Regions from separate parts of the Homo sapiens genome. Here all the other regions are linked to region 1. Evidence: chromatin contacts called from ENCODE Hi-C or POLR2A ChIA-PET data. All regions are on one chromosome and are shown on one strand. The core of a region is the stretch at or near the end of the contact, and the rest is flanking DNA. Distances in the headings are between cores, read along the strand shown.

Region 1 (3,383 bases), core at 661-3,160:
ATCAATAGCCACTCTCCATTCCACCTTCTCCCCTTGGAGTTTCAGGGACACCTCCAATGTCACATGCTCCAGACTCAAGTCATAATTCTCCCTGCCTGATCACCAACTAGCCACCAAAATAAAACTGTGTGTTCCCTCCACTGCTCCGTATCCATCAAGATATGAATCCATGTTAAAAATTATCTTTGAATCTTTCTTTTCTCTTAGTTCCATTTCTAGTCTTTCACCAAATTCTGTTGCTTCTGCCTCGTTAATAACTTCAAACCTATTCACGTCTCTCTAGCTCCACTGTCCCCGCGACCCCAGTTCAAGCAACTCCCTGACAAGTTGAAAATGCTCTGTTTAGTCCATATACCACAGAGACAGCTTGAGGTCATTAATAAACAACTCTAATCAGCCACAGGGACGTGGCAGCACTTTCTCTTGCTCAAATTTCTGAAGAACAATTTTACCAAGTTGGGAAAACAGGCTTTGGGCAGCGAGCCTGTTACAAAATGAGTTGGAGGATGATCTCGTCTGCAGCAGAGATGCTGACTGCTGTCTGCTGAGCACTGACTGATCGCCAGAAGCCTCTACCTCAGCATGCATGGAGAAGACCCTGCTTGCACTCATATTTTTCTTGCCTTTTTTACAGGCTTCTTGTTGGTCACAAATTCTCACACTCCACCATGATCCACAGCCACAGGCTTCTCCTTGGAGCCATAAACTCCTTTCCTCCCCATGCTGGGCCTTCATTCAGCTCAGCAAGCTTCTCTGACCTCTGGACCATGTGTCCCTCGATGTTCCCACCCTGCGCTCTCCCAATAGCCCAAGAGCCTGCTCTCTAGGGAGCCCAGGCCAGGCTATTTAGCACAGACTTTTTTCTCTCAGCCATCAATTGACATCACCTAATCAAGGACAAAAATGAATTCCTGGCCGGGCGCAGTGCCTCGTGCCTGTAATCCCAGCACTTTGGGAGGCCAAGGCAGGAGGATTGCTTGAACTCAGGAGTTCGAGACCAGCCTGGCCAACATGGTGAAACTCTGTCTCTACTAAAAATACAAAAATCAGCCAGGCATGGTGGCACATGCCTGTAATCCCAGCTACTCGGGAGGCTGAGGCAGGAGAATCGCTTAAAACCGGGAGGTGGAGTTTACAGTGAACCAGACCAAGAATTACATCACCAAAATGCAGACTCCTAAGAGGATTGATTTCTGCTTTTGAAATAATCATTAAGACCTGGTGTGCAGAAGACAAATCACAATGATGTGCTTCAAATGAGGAGGGAGGGAGCAGCCCCAGTGCCTTCACTGGTCAATAAATGGGATGATGGCATCTGACTTTGGCAGTGACCTTTGAATCTGTGGCCATTTACACCTCCCAGCTTGCGTTGTTACTTACTATTGCAAGCCCTTTGAAGTCAGGGACTGTGCCTTCAATATCACTGTACCTATCGCTGAGAAGCTCTCAGATTGTTCAGTGCAGGGACTGCCTGGTGCTGTGTGGGGTTTGTAAGCCCTGCTAACAACTCATGGACCTATGCACATGGCGCGTATTCCCAGGGCATCTTAGGAAGAAGGAGAAGGCTGTCATTACTAAGGACAGCCTCACCACACGTCAGCTCCCAGAATGCTTCCCTAGAACTTTTAGGCCTTTTTAACTTATACTGGCATATAGTTTTATGAAAAAAATAAACAAAACCAAAAATGTAGTGAAGACAAAGATGTCTGAAAGGAAAGTCAATATGAGATGGAGGGATTCTTCCATGTACATCAAGTCAAATGACAACAAGGAAGTGGTCATGTGCCTTCCCTCTCCTGTCTCCAGAGTTGGTATATAAGGGCCTCCCCCAGGAGAAGGAGGCATCAGACCTCCTCACCTCTCCTGAGTCCTCCTTCTTCACTTCATCCGCATCCTCTCTACTGACACCATGGGCTGCTGTGGTTGTGGAAGTTGTGGTGGCTGTGGTGGTGGCTGTGGTGGCTGCGGTGGTGGCTGCGGTGGTGGCTGCGGTGGTGGCTGTGGTGGTGTCTGTGGCAGCTGCACCACCTGCAGGTGCTACCGGGTGGGCTGCTGCTCCAGCTGCTGCCCCTGCTGCCGCGGCTGCTGTGGAGGCTGTTGCAGCACACCTGTGATCTGCTGCTGCCGCCGCACCTGCCGCTCATGTGGCTGTGGCTGTAGGAAGGGCTGTTGCCAGCAGAAGTGCTGCTGCCAGAAGCAATGCTGCTGTTAGGTAGGGCCCTCAGCCTCTGGCAGCTGCTGCAGGTAACTGCTGTAGGTAAGCTTTCCCCTTCTGGCTGCCACTGACTAATAGGACACAAGCATGACCTGAACCTGTCACCTGCCCGTGAGTATTTCACATTTCTATAGTTTTTTTGTGATTCTGCCTGCATTTAATCATCATCACCAACAAAAATAACAACCATGCAGCCTTCTATGTTGATTACAACTCAAGTCATGACCTCAACAAAATGGAGTGAAGATAGTTAGACCTTGAAATGCCTCTAAGGTTGCCTTCATTTCTGTGCTGTTTTTACCGCTGCCTGGGTATATTTGTATACACAAAGCAACACTTATCTTAATAAATTATACTAAATCATTCTCAAAGAGCTATCTCTTTTGTTCTTTCCAGTCTCTAAACTGTCTGTCCATGGGGAAAAATGAGTTTTATCCCAAAAGATAAATCAAAGAATAAAAAACTAGATGAATTCTTTACACTAGACACATAGATTCGTGGATGATTAATTCACTGTGGGTTTGTAAAGAAGGAAGGGACTTGGGGGGCACATACTCAGCCTGATACTTCATTATCATAAACCAAAACTTTCCCCAAATCTCTCTCTTGATAGAGTCTTAGAAACAGAAGTCTGGACTCATAAATACCTGTTCAGACTCCAAATGGTCATATGATCATTCAGGAGCCTGACCACTTTTGGGCAATGATGAAATTTGGCTCTTAGCCATGTTAGGTATCATGGAAGTCTGTGGTATCAACCACTTCAAACTACAAAATTAGCTTTCAGTTGTAATGTGAGACTATCAGCATTAGAATCAAAATAATGATACACCCTACTGAGAGTGTCCCCATGCACAATAAAAAATGTCCCCAAACACCCATTTTGCTAATTTTTCATAGAGATTCCCTGATCCTTTTCTTTGCAGACTTCAGATTCTTGATTTATTGTGGCTAGTTTAGCAGCAAAGTGAGAAGGAAACAAGGCAGAGAGCGGGGAATCCCAGCTTGGGTGAGCAGTGGGGCGGGGGCTGAGGGAAGCCAAGCTCCTTGGGTGTGTCTCCCGGAGAAGCTGGTTCTTGCACCAGCCCCACGAGGACCACTTAGGGTGTGTCCTTGTTACTCTAAGCACAGTTTGGCTCTGGACAGAAGCTTAAACAGGTTGAACTGA
Region 2 (3,383 bases), core at 439-2,938, 200 kb after region 1:
ACAGAGCTCTCTGGGGTCTCTTTTATAAGGCACTAATACCATTAATAAGGGTTAGGCCGTCATGACTTAATCACCTCCCAAAGTCCCCACCTCCTAATACCATCACCTTGGGGGTTAGGATGTCAACGTATGAATTTGAGGAGGACGCAAACATTCACTCACCATAGACGTAGGCCCTTCACTGTCAGGGACCAAGTCTGATTTGCCTTGGCCCTCCCCGCACCTAAGGTGGTACTTGGCACACATTATTTGCTTCATAAATGTTTACTGAGTGAATAAATGATTGAACAAATGAGAAAAACAAATGGAGATTCAAGAGGCGAGGCATTTATGGAGAAAAGATTTGAAGAAAAAAGAACACAGAGATGGCAAAGCTTGTATTTTTAGTATCCCTTCATCTGTTCCTTGGCAACTCCTATGTGAAAAGTGGCAGAGACAGAGTCAGGAAGCCTCGCTCCAGGTTTAGAAAACATTGTCAGGGTGGCAGAAAATCTAGTCCATTCCTTCCTGCTGACCCAACTCAGTCAACAGTTCCTTGCTTGGGAACATGAGGTTCAGATGCTGACATTTTTAAACAGCTGTGGCTTAAATAACCCCAAGAATTTCAGTATCCAGAAATAAAGGGAAGAGAAAAACTGGGTATGAGACTGGGTAAGTCAGATACAGCCACAGAAACGCACGGGGGAAGACCACACCTGGAAGCAAGGTTTTGCCATGAGGAATGATGAACACCAGTGAGTTCAGACTAATTTCGACCTTCACCCTTGCCCTTCACCCCTGCCCTTCACCCTGGCCATGGAGTCTCACCAGAGCAGGAGTCATTAACAGGGGTCCTATGGTGGGGTCCAAACCACAGGCAAAAAAAAAAAAGAAAAATCTGTGTTTTTATTTTTTTTTATTTGAATTAGTTGCCAAGATTTAGAAATTAGGAAATTTCACATCAAATCTGGATTTCCGGCTTCTTGTGAAAAAGCAGAAGATTTGGGAACAGCTGGCCTATGTTTCCTCATAACCACAATGGGCTGGGGGCGGTGGGGCGGAGGACGGTGTTTTCTCTGCCTAACTGGCTTCACTCCTTAACCCACGCTCCTGGACCTGCAGACACCGGTATTGGCAACCCTTGTGTCTCTGGGCACTACCCTGAAGAGGCCTTCAAGGAAATGAAGCTGACTGTGACGGCTGACTTCTGCAATATATTTCTGAGAGGATAAAATTATACTAACGAGCCATTCTGTTGAGTAGAAATCGAAGCTTCCTGGAGCTTCTCAATGATAAGCTCAAACAGTGAATGTCACAATACTATAATTGTCTTGGGTGATGTAAAGATACAAGGGCCAGTTATACATAAGACCAATTGTTCCTCTCTTTGCTCTGATCTGTTTGGCCCATTCTATATCATGTATATATCTGGGTCACATGTCCAAATGAAGGTAGGTTTTATCCACATTTATAAATGATTATGAGTTTACCAAAACTCAAAATAAGAAAATGTTGCTGCGAGAAATGGTCTAAAAAATTGGCTGAATTATGAAATTTGTACTTATTTGAAATACCATTTCCTACTGACATTTCCCTTCCGGCTGCCTTGGCATTAATGTAAGAATTATTTATGACTCAGCATTTCCCCACAACAGCTGCCCACAGGGCAGAGCATGAACTGAAGAAAAGAAAAGAACCATGCTGACTTTACTGTTTGAGCTCCAGCCCTCCTGGCTGAGGGGAGGCAGCCTGCTCTCAGGGGGTAGGGCAGGGAACAGGAGTCACTGGTGCTGACTGGGGTTCAAATCCTGACTCTGGGATGTACCAGGTATATGACCTTGAAACAATTGTCTGTATCAGGGATTGGCGAATCATTTCTTTTTCTCTTTCTTTTTCTTTCTTTCTTTCTTTTCTTTTTTTTTTCTTTCTTTCTTTCTTTCTCTCTCTCTCTCTCTTTCTTCTTTCTTTTTTTTTTTTTTTTTTTTTTTTGAGACAGGGTCACACTCTGTAGCCCAGGCTGGAGTGCAGTGGCACGATCATGGCTCACTGCCGTCTCAGCCTCCTAGTTTCAAGTGATCCTCCTGCCTTAGTCTCCTAAGTAGCTGGGACTACAGGTGCATGCCAGCATGCCTAATTTTTTTTTTTGGTTGGCGGGGGCGGGTCGTGGGTATTTTTTTGTAGAGATGGGGTTTTGCCATGTTGCCCAGGATGATCTCAAACTCCTGAGCTCAAAAGATCCACCAACCTTGACCTCCCAAAGTGCTGGGATTACAGGTGAGCTACCATGCCTAGCCTTGGCAAACAATGTCTGTGGAGAGCCAGCTACTGAATATTTTTGGCCTTGCTCACCATACAGCTTCTGTTGTAACTACTCAACTCTGCAACTTGTGTAGTGCAAAAATAGCCAATGGGCTGCTAGGGCTGCCATAACAAAGAACCACAGATTAGGTGCCTTAAGCAACAGAAATTTATTTCCTCACAGTTCTGGACGCTGGAAGTCCGACAACAAGATATTGGTAAGGTTGGTTTCTCCTAAGGCCTCTCTCCTTGGCTTGCAGATGGCCATCTTCTCCCTGTGTCTTCACGTGGCCTGCCTTCTGTGTCTGTCTGTCCTAATCTCCCCCTCTTTATCAGGATTAGGGCCCACCTTAATGACCACATTTTAACTTATTCACCTCTCTAAAGACCCTATCTCTATCTCCAGATACAGTCACATTCTAAGGCACTGGAGTTAGGACTTCAGCATATTAGTTTGGGAGGGACACTATAGTTAATAATAATATTGTATTGTGGCCGGGCACAGTGGCTCACACCTATAATCCTAGCACTTTGGGAGGCTGAGACAGGAGGATTGCTTGAAGCCAGAAGTTCGAGACCAGCCTAGGCAACATTGTGAGATTCCCGTCTCTACAAAAGGTATAACATAAATTTAAAAAGAAATTAGCCAGGTGTGGTGGCACAAAACTGTAGTCCTGGCTACTCAGGACACTGAGGTGGGAGGATCGCTTGAGGCCAGGAGTTTGAAGCGGCAGTGTGAGCTGTGACTGTCACTGCACTCCAGCCTGGGCAACAGAGTGAGACCCTGTCTCTAAGAATAATAATAATTATAATAATAATGTACTGTATACTGGAAATTTGCTAAGTGAGCAGTTGTTAGGTATTTCTACCACACACAAAAAGGTAGCTATATGAGATGAGGGAATGTGTTCATTTCACTGTAGAAATCATTTCACTATAGGAATATTTATTCTTTTTTCTCTCTCTTTTGGCCTGATTAAAATTTTTTAAAAAGGAAATCATTTTCCTATGTTTATGTATATCAAAACATCATGTTATATACCTTAAATATATACAATTTAAAAAATTAAGTGTCAAGGAGGAGGATAAAATTCAGCCCATAATAC
Region 3 (3,383 bases), core at 644-3,143, 150 kb after region 1:
GAAGTAGCTTTCAGCCTGCCTTTCTTCATTCATTCAGTGAATATTTACTGAGTATCTACTCTTTACCAGGCACTGTGCCAGACACTGGGGATTCAGCAATGAACAAGACAACATCTACTTTCCTGGGGTTTATGTTCCGTTGGGAGGGAGAACAGACAAACAAATTAATATAATGGACCAGGTGATGCTAAGTGCTCTAAAGGAAAATGAAGCAGGGTAAGGTAATAGCATGTGAAAGGAGAGGATGCTACTGGGTGGTTAGGGGAGGCCCAGAGTAGGCGAAGCAGGGGAAATTCTCGGGGTTGCACATATCAGAAGTCACAGGTAAGTGGACTTCTGTGCATGGAGGCTCTGCAACCAAGCAGCCTCCCTCCCTTGGTCAGTTCGTGCCAGAATCAGGATTCCTGGGCTGCCCTAGTCGCCTGTAGAGGACTTGAATCATAATCTTCAGAAGCCAAGCGGGAGAGAAAAGGTCCCTGCCTCTGCAGTGCGAAGAGAGTCCAGGGTAAGAAATGCTCCATTCACGTTGTCAATGGAACTTTGTTCTTGCCCATTACTGAAAAGAGAAAGGGGATCTTCCCTTCTGGTTCAGGGGAAAGAAAGAGGCCCCTGTGGGGAGAGAAACCTGCTTTAGTTATCAGAAAAGAAACATTAGTGGGGCTTGCTGGGCCTACAGAAAAGGAAAATGGACGCTACCCATCAGCCCTCCATTTTGAAGGGGTCAGATGGGGGTATTTTAAAAGTGGGTCTCTAAAAAAACCTCCTCTCTTTCTTTTTGTATTTCTCAACAAATGCTGGCAGATAGGCAATGGCTCATTAGACAGCATGTGCTGAACTGAGTGCAAAGTAATTCCCTTGAGCCCAGTTGACTGATGTTGCCATCATACCCCATCCCCTGAGAAGAGAATCGATTGCATAGAGCTCCACCGTTGATCCCCCAATACCAGTGACTAATGTTTCCCGGTTGACTAAGCACCCAGTTAATACTCACAGCAGCCTTTGGACATAGATTTTATTGTTATATCCATTTTACAGATGAAGAAACTAAGGCTCCCGAGTTGAGGGCTTGCCAAGGTCACATAGCTGGGAAGTGATGGAGCTGGGATTGGAAGGCCAGTGGTTGGACTTTAGAGGCCATAATTTAACCGGTACAGTCAGCACTGTACTCTGTTGAATCCTTTTCTTGTGAATCCAAACCAAGGCCACATGGAAACAGGAAAACCTAGGAGGCACTTCCTGGTCTCGAGCTGGGCTCTAGGAATACAAACATCCCAGGACATAACTGGGCTCTGTTAGCCTGAGGTTTCTGCTTTATAAGGATGCTATGCCAGCCCCGGGGCTCCAGGATGTGCACTTGAAGGACCTGTTTTCACTCAAGAAGTTATTCAAATGAGGGAAATTACCTGAAAATTTACACATACCAAGTTCCCAGAGTGAAAACAGCCTGAATATTCATTTAGGTAACTTGCTACACAGAGGTGTCCCTGTTGAATGTGCGTAGAACTTATAGCAAAGGACTTACGGCGAAAATTCCAAGTCCGCTTATGAGTGGGGAAGTCCCTGGAGCAACTTTACAGGAACAAGGTCATGGCCATTTTTACCATAAGGATACCCTTATCAGTTTATCATTAGTCACCACCCCACCTCTGGGGCATTAATGATTCAGAAGGTTACAGTAAGAACAGAGTAAGAAAATGTACTCAGCACAGCATCTGGCATTAATGGAAGCACTGCTATCATTATTCTCATTGTTTTAAATATGGTATACCAATTCCTTTTCCATTCAGCGTGTGCTGTTTGTAAGTTACCAAGTCAACTGGAACTGCAGTTTAGCTGCAATTTGCCAGAAGCTGCCGTTAAGTGAACCACCTTGTGTGCGGCTACCCTTTGCTCAGAGCATTGCTGCACTTTGACTGGTTGAAATCCATTGTGCTCTAAGTGATCTGAACAGCAATCAGTGATATACATGAACAACTATTTTTCACTCAGTTCATGGAAGTTTTTATTTCTTCTAAGTAAATATCAGACAATGTTCAGTTTGGAAGATTCTGCAGATAAAATTCTCCAAACACATCTAACCACAGAAACAACATTCATTTATAGATGCTTTATTTGGGGAGAAAAAGGAGAGTGTGTGTGTTTAGGAAGTGATGTCAAATTTTCTTGACTCAGACCTGTATCGCCTATGTGTGCCCATACATGAAGGACAGTACAGCATGGTGGTATCAGCAAAGTTTCTGAATCAGACTGTCCAAGCCTGGATCTCCCCTGGGAGCTTGAGCAAGCAACTTAACTTTTCTGTGCTTCAGTTTCTTCACCTATAAAATAGAAATGATCATACCACCTACTTCATAAGGTTCCAATGAGGATTAAGTGATTTAATATACGAAAAGCACTTAAAACAATGTCTGGCAGATAGTAAGCATTCTACAAGTGTTAGCAATCATTGTATTTCCCTCTTTTCCCATCAACAACCTCCTCTACAACCTAGACAGAATAAGCAAGTGTATACATGTATACATTAGCTTCCCATAGTATAATGTATATTATATTTTATATATATATTTTCTTGTTTCATTTTGTTGTTTAATATCCTAAGTAGGGCCAGGCACAGTGGCTCATGCCTGTAATCCCAGCTCTTTGGGAGGCTGAGGTGGGTGGATCACCCAAGACTGGGGGTTCGAGACCAGCCTGACCAACATGGAGAAACCCATCTCTACTAAAAATACAAAATTAGCCAGGCATGGTGGCGCACACTTGTAATCCCAGCTACTCGGGAGGCTGAGGCAGGAGAATTGCTTGAACCCGGGAGGCAGAGTTTGCGGTGAGCCGAGACTGCACCATTGCACTCCAGCCTGGGCAACAGAGTGAAACTCTGTCTCAAAAAAAAAAAAAAAAAAAAAAAAATCCTAAGTAATACATGAATATAATCTCATTTTTAAAAGAAAGCAAAACAAAACAAAACAATGCTGGTATAGTGAGTTGAAGCATCTCCTAAAACTTCACATTCAACCAGAACCTCAGGATGTGACCTTATTTAGAAATAGGACCTTTGAAGATGTGATTCATTGGAGAACTCAAGATGAAATCATTCTGATTTAGAGTGGGCCCTAAATCCAATGACTAGTGTCTCTATGAGAAGAAGAGAGGACACATACAGACATACGGGGAGGAAGGCCATGTGATGATGGAGGCAGAGGTGGGAGTCATGCTGCCACGAGCCGAGGAACACCTAGGACCACCAGAAACTGGAAGAGGCAAGGAAGGATTCTTCCCTAGAGCCTTTGGACCTGCTGATTCCTTGATTCCTCACCTGTAGCATAAAGAATTGTGAGCATAAATCCCTGTTATTTTCAACCACCTAGCTTGTGACAGTTTGTTAC
Region 4 (3,383 bases), core at 310-2,809, 130 kb after region 1:
AAAAAACAAAAAAAAAACTAAGAGATCTTCATTAAAGAAGCTTATACTGTATATACTTTAAGAAGAAAAATGACCCAAGAAAGTCTTGAGATGCTAAGGGGTAAGCAAACTGTAAACTGGCAAATCTAAACAAATATCATCTTATTACAGTAACATCCAACTAACAGAAGGAAAAAAGGGACAAATAATATGTTTACCAACAATAACACTTAAATGAGCCAGGCGCGGTGGCTCACACCTGTAATCTTAATCCCAGCAGGCGGGTGGATCACTTGTGATCAGGAGTTCGAGAGCAGCCTGGCCAACATGGTTAAAACTCCATCTCTACTAAAAATAGAAAAATTAGCCAGGTGTGGTGGCAGTCCTCAATCCCAGCTACTCAGGAGTCTGAGGCAGCAGAATCACTTGAACCTGGGAGGCAGAGGTTGCAGTGAGCCGAGATCACGCCACTGCACTCCAGCCTGGGCCACAGAGTAAAACTCCGTCTCAAAAAAAAAGAAACACCACTTAAATGAAACTACTTTGTATTTTTAAAGACCTTGTATTAACAGAAGATTAAAATACTGATTAACTCTGGAATGTTAATATCAATAGTACAATTTCAATTGTGACCATAAAAGAAAATGGAGGGTGGGGGTAGGGGGGAGGGATAGCATTAGGAGATATACCTAATGTTAATGGGTGCAGCACACCAACATGGCATGTGTATATATATGTAACAAACCTGCACGTTGTGCACATGTACCCCAAAACTTAAAGTATAATAAAAAAAAGAAAACGGAATTCCACAAGTAAAAGGGAAAAATCAAAACAAAACCAAAAAAACTTGGCCAATTTTTTAATTAAACATGCATGTGCCATACAACCTAGCCCTAGATATTTACCCAAGTGAAATGAAAACTTACGTTCACCCAAAAACTTGAGCATAAACATTTACAGCATTTCCATTCATATATATCAAAAACTAGAAACTCCTCAAACAGAAAATGGAAAAACAAACAAGCAATGGAATACTACTTAGCAACAAGGAGGAACAAACTATTAAGATAAACAACAACTAACTTGGATTAATCTTAAAGATAATATGTTGAGTGAAAAAAGGCAATCTAGAAAAGTTATGAGTCCATTTACACAACATTCTTGGAAAGACAAAACCTGCAGTGTTGGAGAACAGATCAGTAATTGCCAGGAGTACAGTAAAAACAAGGGCTAAAAGTTTTTTGGGGTGATGGAAAACTTGCATGTTCTAATTTGAGTGGTGGCTATATGAATCTATACATATGTTAAGATTCACAGAACTGCATACCAAAAAATTATAACGTATGTCAAGAAATAAAAAAACTGTAGTCCTGATTTCGTGTTAGTATCTATAGTAACCACAATTTTTAGAGTAATTAAATTTATCATTAGCAGACTATCTTCACCTACCAAATTTGATCATTTAAGTGAATAAAATCCTGCAGTGAATCAAAACAAGTATTTTTAAGATGTGAACCTGAGGTCACTTCCCTTTTTTGCTAAAGCCCTTCTAGCTACAGGGTGAATTCAGGGTTTATAAAACACTTTTCTGTCATATTAGTCATAACTATTGGATGAAAGTGTTGGGTAAGTAAACCACATTACTTTCATGGGGCCAATACTGAAGTACCACCCATTCCAGATCCTCAAATACACATTTTAAGTCTTCAGTTTTGTGCAAAAAAAAAAAAAAAAAAGACTCAATAACTGCAGTTTTGATATCTTGAAAACATGTTTGCAAGTTAACTGGTTTCAAGAAGTTCAAAGTAGCCTACTGGTGCAGCCCAATACATTTTTGTAGTATAATTAAGACATCTGCAGATCCCCAGGAGATTTAGTTTTAATGACCACCACCCAGGTATGACTGTAACCAGATGGTGTGGCTCATTCCATATGTCCATCAGTGTGCTGCTCTTAACTAGGCCTCAAACAATCTTGCAAATAACCATTTGTTCAATTCAAATAACAATCTGTGCTGGATGAGTAAGTAGGAAAGCTTATTTAGTTAGTTTTATTAATTGTTTTTCTCCTGCTGTGGGAGAAGCTGGTAAAAATATTTTTAATAACCTGTGGAAGTTTATGTAGTTGCCAATAATACTGGCAGAAAGTAATAAAGTTGACATTTAGATCTAGCCCATCCTAGTTATTTACTAAAAATATTACATATGTTTCATAGCATAAAATTATACATTTAAAATCTAGAACAGATGGAAGGAAGGTGCCTTTAGTAGGTTATCAAATCTACAAACTATTGATGCCAAGACACCGTATATGTTGGCTAGTCCAAAATATTCGTCTATCCAGAGTCCAACATTAAAAAACTGAATATATTTAGCTTTCTATATATAATAATAAGCATGATATAAATCCCTATTGTTATTCTGAGTTTCTGGGAAAGCCACAAATACTACACCATAAGGTCCTTGTAACACTTAGAGCAAGCATCTAAAAAATAATATTCAAGTTATGACTTAAACCTAATTAAGGCATTCTAGTTAAAAGTAGTGGACAAGGCTGGGTGCGGTGGCTCACGCCTGTAATCTCAGCACTTTGGGAGGCCGAAGCGGGCAGATCACGAGGTCAGGAGATCGAGACCATCCTGGCTGACATGGTGAAACCCCGTCTTTACTAAAAATACAAAAAATTAGCGGGGCAAGGTGGCGGGCGCCTGTAGTCCCAGCTACGTGGGAGGCTGAGGCAGGAAAATGGCGTGAACCCGGGAGGCAGAGCTTGCAGTGAGCAGAGATCGCGCCCCTGCACTCCAACCTGGGCAACAGCGAGACTCTGTCTCAAAAAAAAAAAAAAAAAAAAAAGTAGTGGACAAAATCTAAATCTCTTCACATGCCCAAACCCACAACGAAATGACAGTAAAGGAATAAGAAGGTATTAACCCACAAGAGACAGAGGGTTACCATGATGTGTTTATCTCATACTGCATGCCTGTATCAAAACTCCTATCTTGTGTACCTCATAAATACATACACCTACTATGTGCCCACAAAAATTAAAATAAACAGAGCGTCAGAGAACAAGAGAAGAGTCCAAAAGCACACGACAGTTCTTGAATAACAAAATTTGGAAGATTTAAAAACAAAATACCAGCAGTAAGTGACTTTATGGAGAAAGCCAAAACAGAAGCTTCTGCAAAGGTGGGAGAAGCCAACTGGAAACTGATTCCCACCACAGGACATATCAAGATTTACTGAAGGAACTGGATACAGGTGAGGGCTTAAAGTGGGGTCAGAAATCATTAGACTCTCCAGTTCCTTAACAGCCAAAAGCATACTCCCACCAGCCCTAGGTGGGAAGTCTGAAGGAAAGTTTTAAAGAGGTTATACCACAGAGACTTCAAACTCAAGACACTG

What was found. A loop is a pair of places that touch in the nucleus more often than their neighbours do. ChIA-PET counts read pairs that join two places held with the same protein, here RNA polymerase II (POLR2A). Pooled maps may share reads with other maps.
Region 2: a loop to region 1 is called in a pooled map, with 2.1 times the contacts of the local background. The contact joins the enhancer-like site here to the promoter of SCYGR3 in region 1. A Hi-C loop is called at or near these places in 2 of 37 single-sample maps with no recorded cell type and 9 of 50 pooled maps. POLR2A ChIA-PET finds 5 or more read pairs at or near these places in 1 of 52 experiments (naive thymus-derived CD4-positive, alpha-beta T cell).
Region 3: a loop to region 1 is called in a map with no recorded cell type, with 2.2 times the contacts of the local background. The contact joins the enhancer-like site here to the promoter of SCYGR3 in region 1. A Hi-C loop is called at or near these places in 1 of 37 single-sample maps with no recorded cell type and 5 of 50 pooled maps. POLR2A ChIA-PET finds 5 or more read pairs at or near these places in 1 of 52 experiments (Caco-2).
Region 4: a map with no recorded cell type shows a loop between it and region 1 (2.4-fold over the local background). The contact joins the enhancer-like site here to the promoter of SCYGR3 in region 1. A Hi-C loop is called at or near these places in 1 of 168 maps with a recorded cell type or tissue (posterior vena cava), 1 of 37 single-sample maps with no recorded cell type and 5 of 50 pooled maps. POLR2A ChIA-PET finds 5 or more read pairs at or near these places in 1 of 52 experiments (Caco-2).

What each region holds. Positions count from the first base shown.
Region 1 is chr2:227,613,367-227,616,749 of GRCh38, reverse strand. It overlaps SCYGR3 (small cysteine and glycine repeat containing 3), which reads left to right and starts at 1,910. Exons shown (of 1, transcript NM_001395404.1): 1 at 1,910-2,212. The coding sequence starts at 1,910. The coding sequence ends at 2,212. It also overlaps the pseudogene SLC19A4P.
Region 2 is chr2:227,414,001-227,417,383 of GRCh38, reverse strand. No RefSeq gene overlaps it. Among named protein-coding and RNA genes, the nearest start is that of SCYGR1, 28 kb to the right of the region's middle. Within about 2 kb of position 1,688, at least 19 of the 41 ENCODE cell types and tissues checked have a DNase peak (open chromatin) inside an H3K27ac peak, as active enhancers do.
Region 3 is chr2:227,460,766-227,464,148 of GRCh38, reverse strand. No RefSeq gene overlaps it. Among named protein-coding and RNA genes, the nearest start is that of MIR5703, 9.7 kb to the left of the region's middle. RefSeq lists enhancers at 459-518, 1,419-1,478. Within about 2 kb of position 1,893, at least 3 of the 41 ENCODE cell types and tissues checked have a DNase peak (open chromatin) inside an H3K27ac peak, as active enhancers do.
Region 4 is chr2:227,481,312-227,484,694 of GRCh38, reverse strand. The region is part of intron 1 of AGFG1 (ArfGAP with FG repeats 1); the gene reads right to left. Among named protein-coding and RNA genes, the nearest start is that of AGFG1, 11 kb to the right of the region's middle. Within about 2 kb of position 1,559, at least 4 of the 41 ENCODE cell types and tissues checked have a DNase peak (open chromatin) inside an H3K27ac peak, as active enhancers do.